Regions from separate parts of the Homo sapiens genome. Here region 2 is linked to region 1. Evidence: read pairs that join two places in POLR2A ChIA-PET (ENCODE). Cell type or tissue: K562. All regions are shown on one strand. Links, peaks and the distances in the headings refer to the core of each region. The heading gives the core; the rest is flanking DNA.

Evidence for each region. ChIA-PET counts read pairs that join two places held together with the same protein. Peaks named below come from ENCODE experiments on the same cell type or tissue, not always from the same donor. Only the 100,000 strongest peaks of a DNase experiment are listed, where the experiment ranks them.
Region 2: POLR2A ChIA-PET joins it to region 1 with 5 read pairs; 4 of 35 experiments call an interaction of 5 or more read pairs at or near these places.

Annotation. Positions count from the first base shown.
Region 1 is chr22:37,515,069-37,523,267 of GRCh38, reverse strand. CARD10 (caspase recruitment domain family member 10) reads left to right here and starts at 3,853. Exons shown (of 20, transcript NM_014550.4): 1 at 3,853-4,302; 2 at 5,160-5,297; 3 at 6,970-7,295. The coding sequence starts at 4,068. In K562, for the core only: no CTCF peak of the experiment used is centred there; DNase peaks (open chromatin) are centred at 2,245 and 3,767; H3K4me3 peaks cover 1,575 bases.
Region 2 is chr22:37,629,892-37,632,391 of GRCh38, reverse strand. GGA1 (golgi associated, gamma adaptin ear containing, ARF binding protein 1) reads right to left here. Exons shown (of 17, transcript NM_013365.5): 13 at 2,222-2,394; 14 at 1,293-1,489; 15 at 227-396. Among named protein-coding and RNA genes, the nearest start is that of SH3BP1, 8.5 kb to the left of the region's middle. In K562, for the core only: no CTCF peak of the experiment used is centred there; a DNase peak (open chromatin) is centred at 1,171.

The DNA of each region.
Region 1 (8,199 bases), core at 2,222-4,721:
AATAAGGCGCTTTGATAGGCTGAATAAAGACGCAACCTCAAGGTCTCTCTGCCAACCTTTCCCCCATCCTCTCTGTCAATCCTCTGTCTCTCCCAAAGCACAGGAGGAGGCTGTTCTCCGAAGTTCCCTTATCTGCTAGAAACTGGACCCCAAAGAGGAACACGATTGCTTTCGATCCCTTCCCTGAAATTTCATTAACTGGAGATTAAAATTCATATCACAGAGGAAGAGAAAATTAAACACCACATCTAGAGTCCAGACAAACTTTGTCCCAAATGAGTGTTTCTTCTTCGGTCCCACTCAATTTCCAAAGAAAATCATCTGTAAGATAATGTCTGCCTCCCAGGCCCATTAATGCCTCCTAACAGTCATTCACTCCTACAGCCCCGTCTCCCCTTCCCCAGCGAAGAAGCGGATATAAACATCTGGACCTCAATGGATAACTGGGTAATCATTCTCCTATGATTCCCCTGTGCTAGGCATGTTAAATACATTTTTTATGCTTTTTTTCTTCTATTTATCTGCCTATTGTCAGTGCATTTCCGGCAAACCTCTAGAGGGAGAAGGAGAAGCTGTCCTTTGGCCCCTACGTAGCACAGAATTGCTTGGATGGGGTGTATGGAACTCCCTGCTGGAGGGTGCTCCTGAATCAAGGGAGGGGGAATTTGATCTGAGACCTGAAAAGCTAGAAGGAACCCTCCGTACCAGGAGTGGAGGGATGAGCAGTCCCAGCAGAGGCAACAGGGTGGACAAGGGCCTTGATGTGGAAGAAGCTGACAGGTTCCAAGAACAGAATGAGACTAGTGAGCGAGTGGGGCAGTGGGAAGTGGGAGGCGGGGGAGCCAGCAGGGTCTGGGGGCAGTTTGCATTTTATTCCAGTTTGGTGGAAACCATTAAGAGGTTTTAAGCCAGAGAAAAACCTGTTATGTTTTTAAAACCATCATTCTTTCCAGCTTAGGCAACGTGGCAAGACCCCTCTCTACCAAGGGTAAAAAAAGTAGCCGGGCATGGTGGTGCATATGTGCAGTCCCAGCTATGTGGGAGGCTGAGGCAGAAGGATTGCTTGAGCCCAGGAGTTCAAGGCTGCAGTGAGCTATGATTGGGCCGCTGCACCCTAGGCTGGGTGACAGAGCCAGACCTTGTCTAAGAAAAACCTCCCAAACCAAACAAACATCATTAAGGCTGCAGAGTGGAGAACATACCATAGCCCATAGCACTGTGGGTGGGAGTTTGTGGGGGCATGTGTGGCTTGGACCAGTGGGGCTACAGGCAGTAGGACGCAGACTGGTTTGAAACATGGAGGCATGCCTTTTGATGAGTTGGGAAGAGGACTGACATTCCTGTACCCACTTCACATATGGAGAGACTGCAACTCAGAGGCAGTCCCTGCACATGGGGGACTATTGTCCACTTTTCAGATGTAGAAGTTGAGAGGGGGAGGAATTTGTCCGAGTAGATGCAGCTAAGGCTGAATGTTGGTCTCCAGGGCACCCTCCACTCCTGGACTGTCTGCCTTTGTAGGTGTGGCTGGGACTACTCACCGCCTGCCTTTTGCAGACAGGGAAATGGAGACTCAAAGAAGAACAATACTCATAGCGGTGAGCCCGCGATAGAACCCAGGGCCCCTGGTACAAAGTCTAGATTCTCGGTGTCCCTGCTGTAGTCCCTGCCCGCCTTCCTGGCATAGCTATAGAGAGAAGATGAATGTAGCAGAACTCACAAGAGGACAATAATGAACATGGTACCTAATCACACGCTTGCACACTCGGTGCTATGGACGCCCGGGGACAGGGGAAAGATGAGGAGGCTCAGATGTTTGTGGGGAAGTGGGTACGCCCCTGTCTGCCTCCTGCCTGGCTTGATGCCCACAGTGGGTGGGTGTGTATGTGTGCATGTGTATGTGATGGTGCGTGTGCATGCCTGTATAATTGTACATGTGAATGTGGGAGTGTGGTACCCAAAGGAACTCTGTCGCTTCCCCTGGAATGCTGGGCACCAGGGGCACTCGGTGTACCCAGCTACCTGCCTGTTCAGACCCAGTGTGCCCTCACTTCTCTGTCCACTTATCTGCAGAGACCTCTTGGCTTCTGTGCCTTATCTTTAGGCCCTGCTTAGCTTCTCGATGAAAAAATAATTAACCATAGCCTCATTTTCCAAGGCGTCCATCCCGCTCTGCTGGCCAAGTTAAAAATATTCACGAGGAGTAGGGCTGCTGGTGGGAGGAGCTGCCGCTCTGCGTGGGAGGGCAACCAAGGCCACAGAGAGGGGAAGGACGTATTGAAAGGGAGGTCTGGTGTGTGCCTGGACTCGGGGCTTGGAGAGGACAGAGGCCAGGGGCTGGGCTCCGGCCTATTCCCATTGTGGCCTCGCTGTGTGAATTTGGGCAAGTTCCTTGCCCTCTCTGAGCTCTGCTTCCTCCTTTGTTAATTGAGGAATTTGCACTAGAATTCAGTTCTCCCAAAGCATTTCTTCTGCATGTAAACAGGTGACACCCAAAACAAAAACAAATGTACAACAAATGCAAACCAAAAAAAGGCTGTGGTTAATTAAGTTTGGAAAAGGACACCAGGATATATAAAGTTAAATCTGTTTCTTTACTGCTGGGGCTTTTTTTTTTTTTTTTTTTTTTTTTGAGGGGGAGTCTCATTCTGTTGCCCGGGCTGCTGGAGTGCAGTGGCACGATATCACTGCAACCTCCGCCTCCTGGGTTCAAGCGATTCTCGTGCCTCAGCCTCCCGAGTAGCTGGGATTACAGACGCGCACTACCACGTCTAGCTAATTTTTATATTTTTAGTAGAGATGGGGTTTCGCCATATTGGTCAGGCTGGTCTCGAACTCCTGACCTCAGGTGATCCACTCGCCTCGGTCTCCCAAAGTGTCGGGATTCCAGGCATGAGCCACCGCCCCCGGCCTTAATTTAAGCAGGGCTTTTCAGAGCCTTTATTGATTGAAACCTTAATTCTTTGGATAAGTAATACATATGTCCACGGCATCTAATTCAGAAGTTGTGGAAGGCGATTAGGGAGCTCACACCTCTTTCCTGTACCGGTTGTGCCTCCTCTGTTCCTCCCTGGCAGCAGGTACCTGGCAGCTTCTAATGCATAGCGAGACTGTATCGCATGCACCAGCAGATACCGTGTAGACTCGGCCAGTATCATGGTAAGACACCACCGGCCTCCCAGGCAGGAGCGGGAGTATGGATGGCTAGTCACAGCCCGCCCCCAGCATCTCTGGGACCAACACCTGGAGGAATACCCTTTGAGAATTGTGGGGTCCCTGGTCCTCAAGTGCCACGGGAGTTTGCGTAAGAGGGGAGTTGGCAGTGCTGCCCTGCAGGTTCAGACCCCCATCTTGCAGAAAGCCCCCATGACCTCTGCCCATTGCTGTCCCCCGCGGGGCTGTCCTGCGCTCCAGGGAAGCTCCCGCGCCCGCAGTGCATGTGGGGACCCGAGAAGGGCAAGCCCAGCTTGAGTGCCCGCGGGCTGCGCCGGGCGTGAGCGGCTAGCCCCGCACGGGCGGGCGCGCTGTGGGCGTGGGGAGGCGATGCGCGTGGCCCGGGGAAGGTGTGTCGCGGCGCGCGGGGGGTGTGAGCGCGCCTGCCCGCCCCCGCCCCGCCCAGAGGCCGGGCAGGTGTGGGCGGGCGGCCAGGACCCCGCCGAGCCGGGCTGGAGAGCCGGCGGGAAACAGGAAGCAGGGGGAGGCGCAGCCGGACGGCCGGGAGGGAGGGCGTGCAGACGGACGCGCGGGGTGGCCGGGGGCCGGACGCACGACCCGGGGCGGGCGGCAATGTGGGGAGGCCCGGGCAGCCCAGGAGGCTGCGGGGACGGGGGCGGAGCCGGGGGCGCCACGGGCACCGCCCCCCTGCGCCGGCGGAGCCGCCGCCCGAGTGCGGACCCGGGAGCCCGAGGCGACTGTAGCGTGCGGGGTGAGTCGCGGGGAGCTCGGGGCGCGCCCCCGACGGCGGGTCTGCGGACGACGCCCCGGGGGTGCTTGGCCGCACATCTAGCCCTAGGGAGCCCTGGTCGACCCCCGTGCGCCTCTTGCCCGCAGACCCTGAGGACACGGCCATGCCGGGCCGGGCGGAGGCGGGGGAGGCCGAGGAGGAGGCCGGGGCCGGCTCGGGGTCTGAGGCGGAGGAGGACGCGCTGTGGGAGCGAATCGAGGGCGTCCGGCATCGGCTGGCTCGCGCCCTGAACCCGGCCAAGCTCACGCCGTATCTGCGCCAGTGCCGGGTCATCGACGAGCAGGACGAGGAGGAGGTGCTGAGCACCTACCGCTTCCCGTGCCGCGTCAACCGCACCGGTGAGCCGCGGGTCCCGAGTGGGCCACGACCTGGGCCGGCCGTGCCCTGGGGCGCAGCGCCCACAGCCGTGTAGCGCGAAGCTAGGGCTCTGCTGCCCTGGGGCTCGGTCTCCGCATCAGTAGAGTGGGCCGGCTGGGTATGCCCACCAGCCTGCCTCCTCCCCACCCACCACTGCGCCTTGGCGGTCCGCGTTGCCCACACCGGGGTCAGAGTTTTGTCTCTTGGGGTTCTCTCCCACTTCCTGGGTCCACATTAGAGCAGAAGGTTGGATGTGGCTGCCAGGGCCGGCTGGGCCTGGGACCTCCCGGTCACAGCCGGTGGACTTGGCACCTTTCCTGCGCTCTTTGATCTCCGAGTTCTGTCTGTCCCCTCCTCTGTGCACCATACACTCCTGGGGGAGTCCTTTTTCAAGTGTCAAGATCCGTCTCAGCTTTACGTGGGTCCCCACTCCCACAGGGTGTGCCTTTGAACCAGAACTCAAAAAGGCATGATGGAATGGTCTTTAATGGTGGAATTTCAGGCATGGCCAATGGGAGAAGTATTTTCTTTGCTTCTGGGGATAGAGGGGGCTTCTCTGTGCCATTGAAAAGGCAGGCTGCATTTGCGGGCCGGCATCTGTGTCTGTGGGGGGTGTTGGGGAGCTCTGGGAGCCCAGGAGTCATGAGGGAATGTGCTCCCCTGGCTGTGGCAGAATGGCTCTCTTCTCTTCCCTGATGTGTTGGGACAGGCCCCTGTGTGTGTCACTGGCTCAAAAATCTGGGGAACGTGGGCCTGGAGCATGGTGGGGGCAGAAGCAACCAGGCACCTGGGGAGGCCTTCCCCTAGACCCTGGGTACATCCCCCCACTACTCTGTAGGGCGCCTGATGGACATCTTGCGCTGCCGTGGCAAGAGGGGCTATGAGGCCTTCCTGGAAGCCCTGGAGTTCTACTACCCCGAACACTTCACGCTGCTCACGGGCCAGGAACCCGCCCAGCGCTGCTCCATGATCCTCGGTGAGTGGATCTGCGGTGGATGCTGGCACCTCGGACTCCAGTGCACAGGCTCCTTTCCCCATCCCTGTTAGGGAGGCGCTCCCACTATGCCTGTTGAACAGTAAGGGAAACTGAGGCATGGAGAGGCTGAAGGGGCTTGCCCAGGGCCCCACGGTAGGCTGAGGGTGGGGCTGGGTGCTAGTGCCGTTATTCCAAGTTCAGAGCCACATGCTTAAGATGGCTCTTTCTTCGTGATACTGTTTTCAGACATATGTCTGACATACACAGATGTATAGTTTTTTATGTAAAAAAATACAGAGGCTCCAGGTGACTTTGAATTTTTTTTTTTTTGAGACAGTGTCTTGCTCTGTCACCAGGCTGGAGTGCAGTGGCGCGATCTCAGCTCACTGCAACCTCCGCCTCCCAGGTTCAAGCGATTCTCCTGCCTCAGCCTCCCGAGTAGCTGGGATTACAGGCATGGGCCACCACGCCCTGCTAATTTTTGTATTTTTATTTTTAATAGAGATGGGGTTTCATCATGTTGGCCAGGATGGTCTTGATTTCCTGACCTTGTGATCCGCCTGCCTCGGCCTCCCAGAGTGCTGGGATTACAGGCGTGAGCCACTGCGCCTAGCTGAATTTTTTTATATAAAAAACACAAACACATACACACACGCACACACGCCTACGTGTGTATTTTGCTTTTTCTTAGAACAACTGATTTTAGTGATTCTTTCACCTCTGTTACATACACTTGTTTTAAGTGACTGCATACTGTTCATTAGTGAAGTTAGGACATAATTCATTTAACCCATTTCCAGTTGATGGATACCTAGGTTTCCAGTTTTGTATTATTACAACGATACGGGAACATCCTTGTATGTGCGTCTTTGTGCAAATGTGTCTCAGGCGAAGAGGTTCTGAGAAGAATTTCTCAAAGAGTCTGTGTATTTTAACTGTTAAATCAACATACCTCCTACCAGGAATGTGTAAGGGCCCATTTGAATCCTGGGGATCATGTTTAAACGTTTTTACCATTCTGATATGTAAAAAATAATGTTATTGTTTTAAGTTTATATTTCATTGAGTGATACAGTTCACAGGTTACTAGTTATTAAACCTTGGGTAAATAACTGCTCTGTGCTTCAGTTTTTCTGTCTTTAAGATGGGTACAATAATAGTACCTACCTTACAGTGTTGTCATAAAGATTAAGATATATCTAGCACAAAGAATGAAGTTAACAAATATTAGTAGCTACTGTAATTATTGTTGATAGGTTGGTGCATATTTTCCTGTATTTATTAACTATTTTTATTTTGGGACTTGCCTATTGATAGTTTTTGTCCATATTTTTATTTGGTTGTTGATCTTATTGATTTGTAGGAGCTCTTTATATATTACGGCTCTGAGTTCTTGTTATATTTTCTCCCACTCTGTTGCTTATTAACTTTGTTACATCTTTCATTTTTCAAAGGTTTAAACATTTTTATATGGATTTGTCCATCTTTTTTCTCTTATAACTCCTGGATTTTGTGTGTTGTTTAGGAAGACCTCCCCTGCTCCCAATTCTACAAATATATTCCAGAATTTCCCTCTAGTGTTTTTATGGTTTGAGTTTTTTGACACAGTATGTTATCTCCTGGATTTTACTTGCCTGAGCTGCCTATTCTGTCCCCTGTTCTGTCCTGGCAGATGAGGAGGGGCCTGAGGGCCTGACCCAATTCTTGATGACAGAGGTGCGACGGCTGCGGGAAGCTCGCAAGAGCCAGCTGCAGCGGGAGCAGCAACTGCAGGCCCGGGGCCGGGTGCTCGAGGAGGAGCGGGCAGGGCTGGAGCAGCGGCTGCGGGACCAGCAGCAGGCTCAGGAGCGCTGTCAACGGCTGCGGGAGGACTGGGAGGCGGGCAGCCTGGAGCTGCTGCGGCTCAAGGATGAGAACTACATGATCGCCATGCGCCTGGCACAGCTCAGTGAGGAGAAGAACTCGGCTGTACTTCGCAGCCGTGACCTGCAGCTGGCGGTAGGCCCTGGGGAGATGGGTCGGGGAGGCAAGGGAAGGGGCAGCTTTTGCAATGTAGTAGCCAGCCAGCCTGTGTCCCAGAGCCACCATTGCTGGCTCTTTGACGTGGATAAGTCCTTTTAGTGCTCGGTGTACCTACTTCATTGGGTTATGACTGTGGTTCTCAATGGGGGGTGATTCTGACCCCCTAGAAACATCTGGCCATGTCTAGGAAATATTTCTGGTTGTCACAATTAGTGGGGATTTATTGGCATCTGGTGTGTAGAGGCCAGGGATGCTGTCAAACGCCCTGCAGGGCACAGGACAGTCCCCAGCAAAGAATTACCTAGCCTAAAACATCGGTAGGGCCGGGGCCAAGAAACACTGGGTTATGAGGATTTGATAAGTTGTTTTTTTTTTTTTTTTTTTTGAGATGGAGTCTCACCCTTGTTGCCCAGGCTGGAGTGCAGTGGTGTGATCTCGGCTCCTTGCAGCCTCTGCCTCCCGGGTTCCAGCGATTCTCCTGCCTCAGCTTCCCGGGTAGCTGGGATTACAGGCTCGTGCCACCACACCCAGCTAATTTTTGTATTTTTAGTAGAGATGGGGTTTCACCATGTTGACCCGGCTGGTCTCGAACTCCTGACCTCAGGTGATCTGCCCGCCTCGGCCTCCCAAAGTGCTGGGATTACAGGCGTGAGCCACCGTACCTGGCCCGGTGAGTTTAAGACACAGTTTCAAACATGTACAGTCCCTAGCACACTGCTCACAACTTGTGTCATCAGTAGCCATTGTTGATATTATTATCAAGAGACACATAGGTTAAACATCATGTCTTCTAATCCTCACCAAAGCACCATACGCCAAGCCCTCATTTGCAAATACAGACTCTGAGACTCAGATTAGTGAAAGGACTTGCTCAAGGTCA
Region 2 (2,500 bases), core at 1-2,500, 110 kb before region 1:
GCAGGATGGGCACAGCTAGCCCTGGCTGCTTGTCCTGCTCTGAGGAACCAGGCCCAGCCTGCCAGCTCCCCTCCGGGGATCCTGGGGCTCAGTCCTTCTGGTCCCTTCTACACCAACCACCCAGCAAGGGAGGGAGACCTGCCCCCTGACAGGTGGCTCCCCACCCAGCTCCATGTCACCCTGCCTTGAGAGGAGGGAGGCATGCCCTGTCCGACTGGCTTGTCACCTTGGGGACAGCTGACTGGAACACGATGTTGCGGATGGGCTGGGGGGCGGTGCTCAGCATGGAAACCACCACCACCAGCACGTCGGAGCGCCCTGGCAGTGGGTCCCGGGCAAAATGGAAGAGGATGCGGAAGCCGTGCTGGTCATACACAGTCACGGGCAGGATGTTGCCTGTGGGAGAAGGTGGGAGGGCGATGGGACAGCTGAGCTGCAGCACATCCGCTCAGCCCCCAGCCCCCACCCGGCTGGCCTCAGGAGCTGGCTGCTGTACTGGCAACAAGAGCAAAGTCCTCCTTTGGGGCCTTACCTGGACCCTGGGTGGCAGTGCAGGCAGGGGCACAGAGCGGTGCCCAGAGAGGGCAGGTGAACCCCCAGTCTGATAGTGGAGGCAGGACACCCACCCCAGAGCCGAGTCACAGCCCAGCTTCCCCCGATGCTGTGTGGCTGCTGCCTGGAGTGCTGGGGTGAGGGACTTGGTGAGGGTGAGTCTCACGCTGTGTGACCTTGCGGCAGTCACTCCCCTTCTCTGAGCTCAGGGTTCTCCTACTGGTGAGAGGGGCAGCTCTGCCCACTGCTGGGAGACACTGTGGGGGTAGTGTCTTTGGTCACAGGGAGCTCATAGAGGGCAATGCTGAGGACCACCAGGCCTCATGTGTCTGCTTGGGGCCCGGGGCTGGGCCATGGTCCCCTTACTGCTCCTGGGCTGGAAAAACCCAGCCTTGGATCTGGGTCTTTATCATGGTTCAGTTCTGTAATCTGGGGGAGACCCCAAACCTCTCTGTGTCCTGGGCCCTGCCTTCCTGGGGATGGAAGGGGCCCAGAGCCTACTCCCTAGAGGTCTTCTTGCTTATATAAGCCTGGAGTTTGTACAGCAGTCCTCTGATTGCTCTGGGGCAGATAAGGAAACTGACTCCTGGGAAGGGGAGGGCCTTGTTCAGAGCTCCCCTCTGGTTGGCCAGTGGCAGAGCCAGGGGAGCCCTGCTTTCCCACTAGCTTCCCCAGACAGAGCTCCTGACAGGGCAGCAAGCTGACCCAACCCAGCCTGCACCTGCCCCAGCCCTACTCACTGGGTTTGATGGACTCCAGGGGCACAGTGATGCTGGCCAGTGAGAGCTCGGTTGGTACGGGCTGCTGCGGAGGCCTGGGGGGCTCTGGGGACACGGTGTGGAGAAGGCTGGTGGCGCTGGAGCTGGGGGAGCTGCAGCTGCTGCTCTTATTCTGCAGGTCCCGGAGTGTGAGCCGGGGGGTTGGCTGCTGCTTCTCCCTTAATCGGGGGACAGTGCATTAAGAAGTGATTCTTGGCCAGCGTGGTAGCTCACCCCTGTAATTCCAACACTTTGGGAGGCTGAGGCGGGCAGATCGCTTGAGCTCAGGAGTTTGAGACCAGCCTGGGCAACATGGCGAAACCCGGTCTGTATAAAAAATACAAAAAACTAGCTGGGCGTGGTAGCGCACACCTGTGGTCCCAGCTACTCAGGAGCCTGACGTAGGAGAATCGCTTGAGTTTGGGAGATGGAGGTTGCAGTGAGCCGAGATCATGCCACTGTACTCCAGCCTGGGTGACAGGGTGAGACTCCCTCTCAAAAAAAGAAAAAGTGATTCTTTGGTGATGGAGAGATCAGGGGCACAGGAAAGGCTGGCACGTGTGGCTATCTCTCTGGCCTTGGGTCTTACCTTTAGAAGGAGCAGCTCGTGTTCTCCCTCCACCCTGCACCCCACCTATTCACTCCAGCCCAGTGTCCTCCCCTCTGCCGGCCCTCTGGACCTTTCTCAAGGGAGCTGGGAACACCTGGGGGGAGGCCAGGCCAGTGGGCCCAGGTCTGCCTTGGGCACTGTTGTGTTTCCAGAGGCAGGTGCACTGCTTGGCATCTGCTGCTTACAAAACAAGACAGCAACGAGCCTCTCCCTGCTGGGCCTGGACAAGCCCAGGAGAAGTTGCTGGTTTGTGGGAACAGGGAGTGCTCCCCACCCCATGCCAGCCATGGTGGGCCCTCACCACCGCACTTGCTGGGATTCCGGGGGCAGCGACTGCTGCAGGAGGGTCTTCCCCAGGAGGTCTAGGTCGTCCAGACCGCTGCTTGCTGGCAGGGATGTCTGCGCTGGGGGTCGGCTTTCCATACTGGGGGCCTGGGCCAGAGCAGGGGCTGGGGGCTCAGTGGCATCCGACGACTGTGGGGAAAAGGATGCAGGTGGGGTGGGGCTGTCTAGAGAGGTGTCAGCATCACCTGATCCTGCCCTGAGGCTCAGTGTCCTCCTTGCAAATGACATCTGGGAA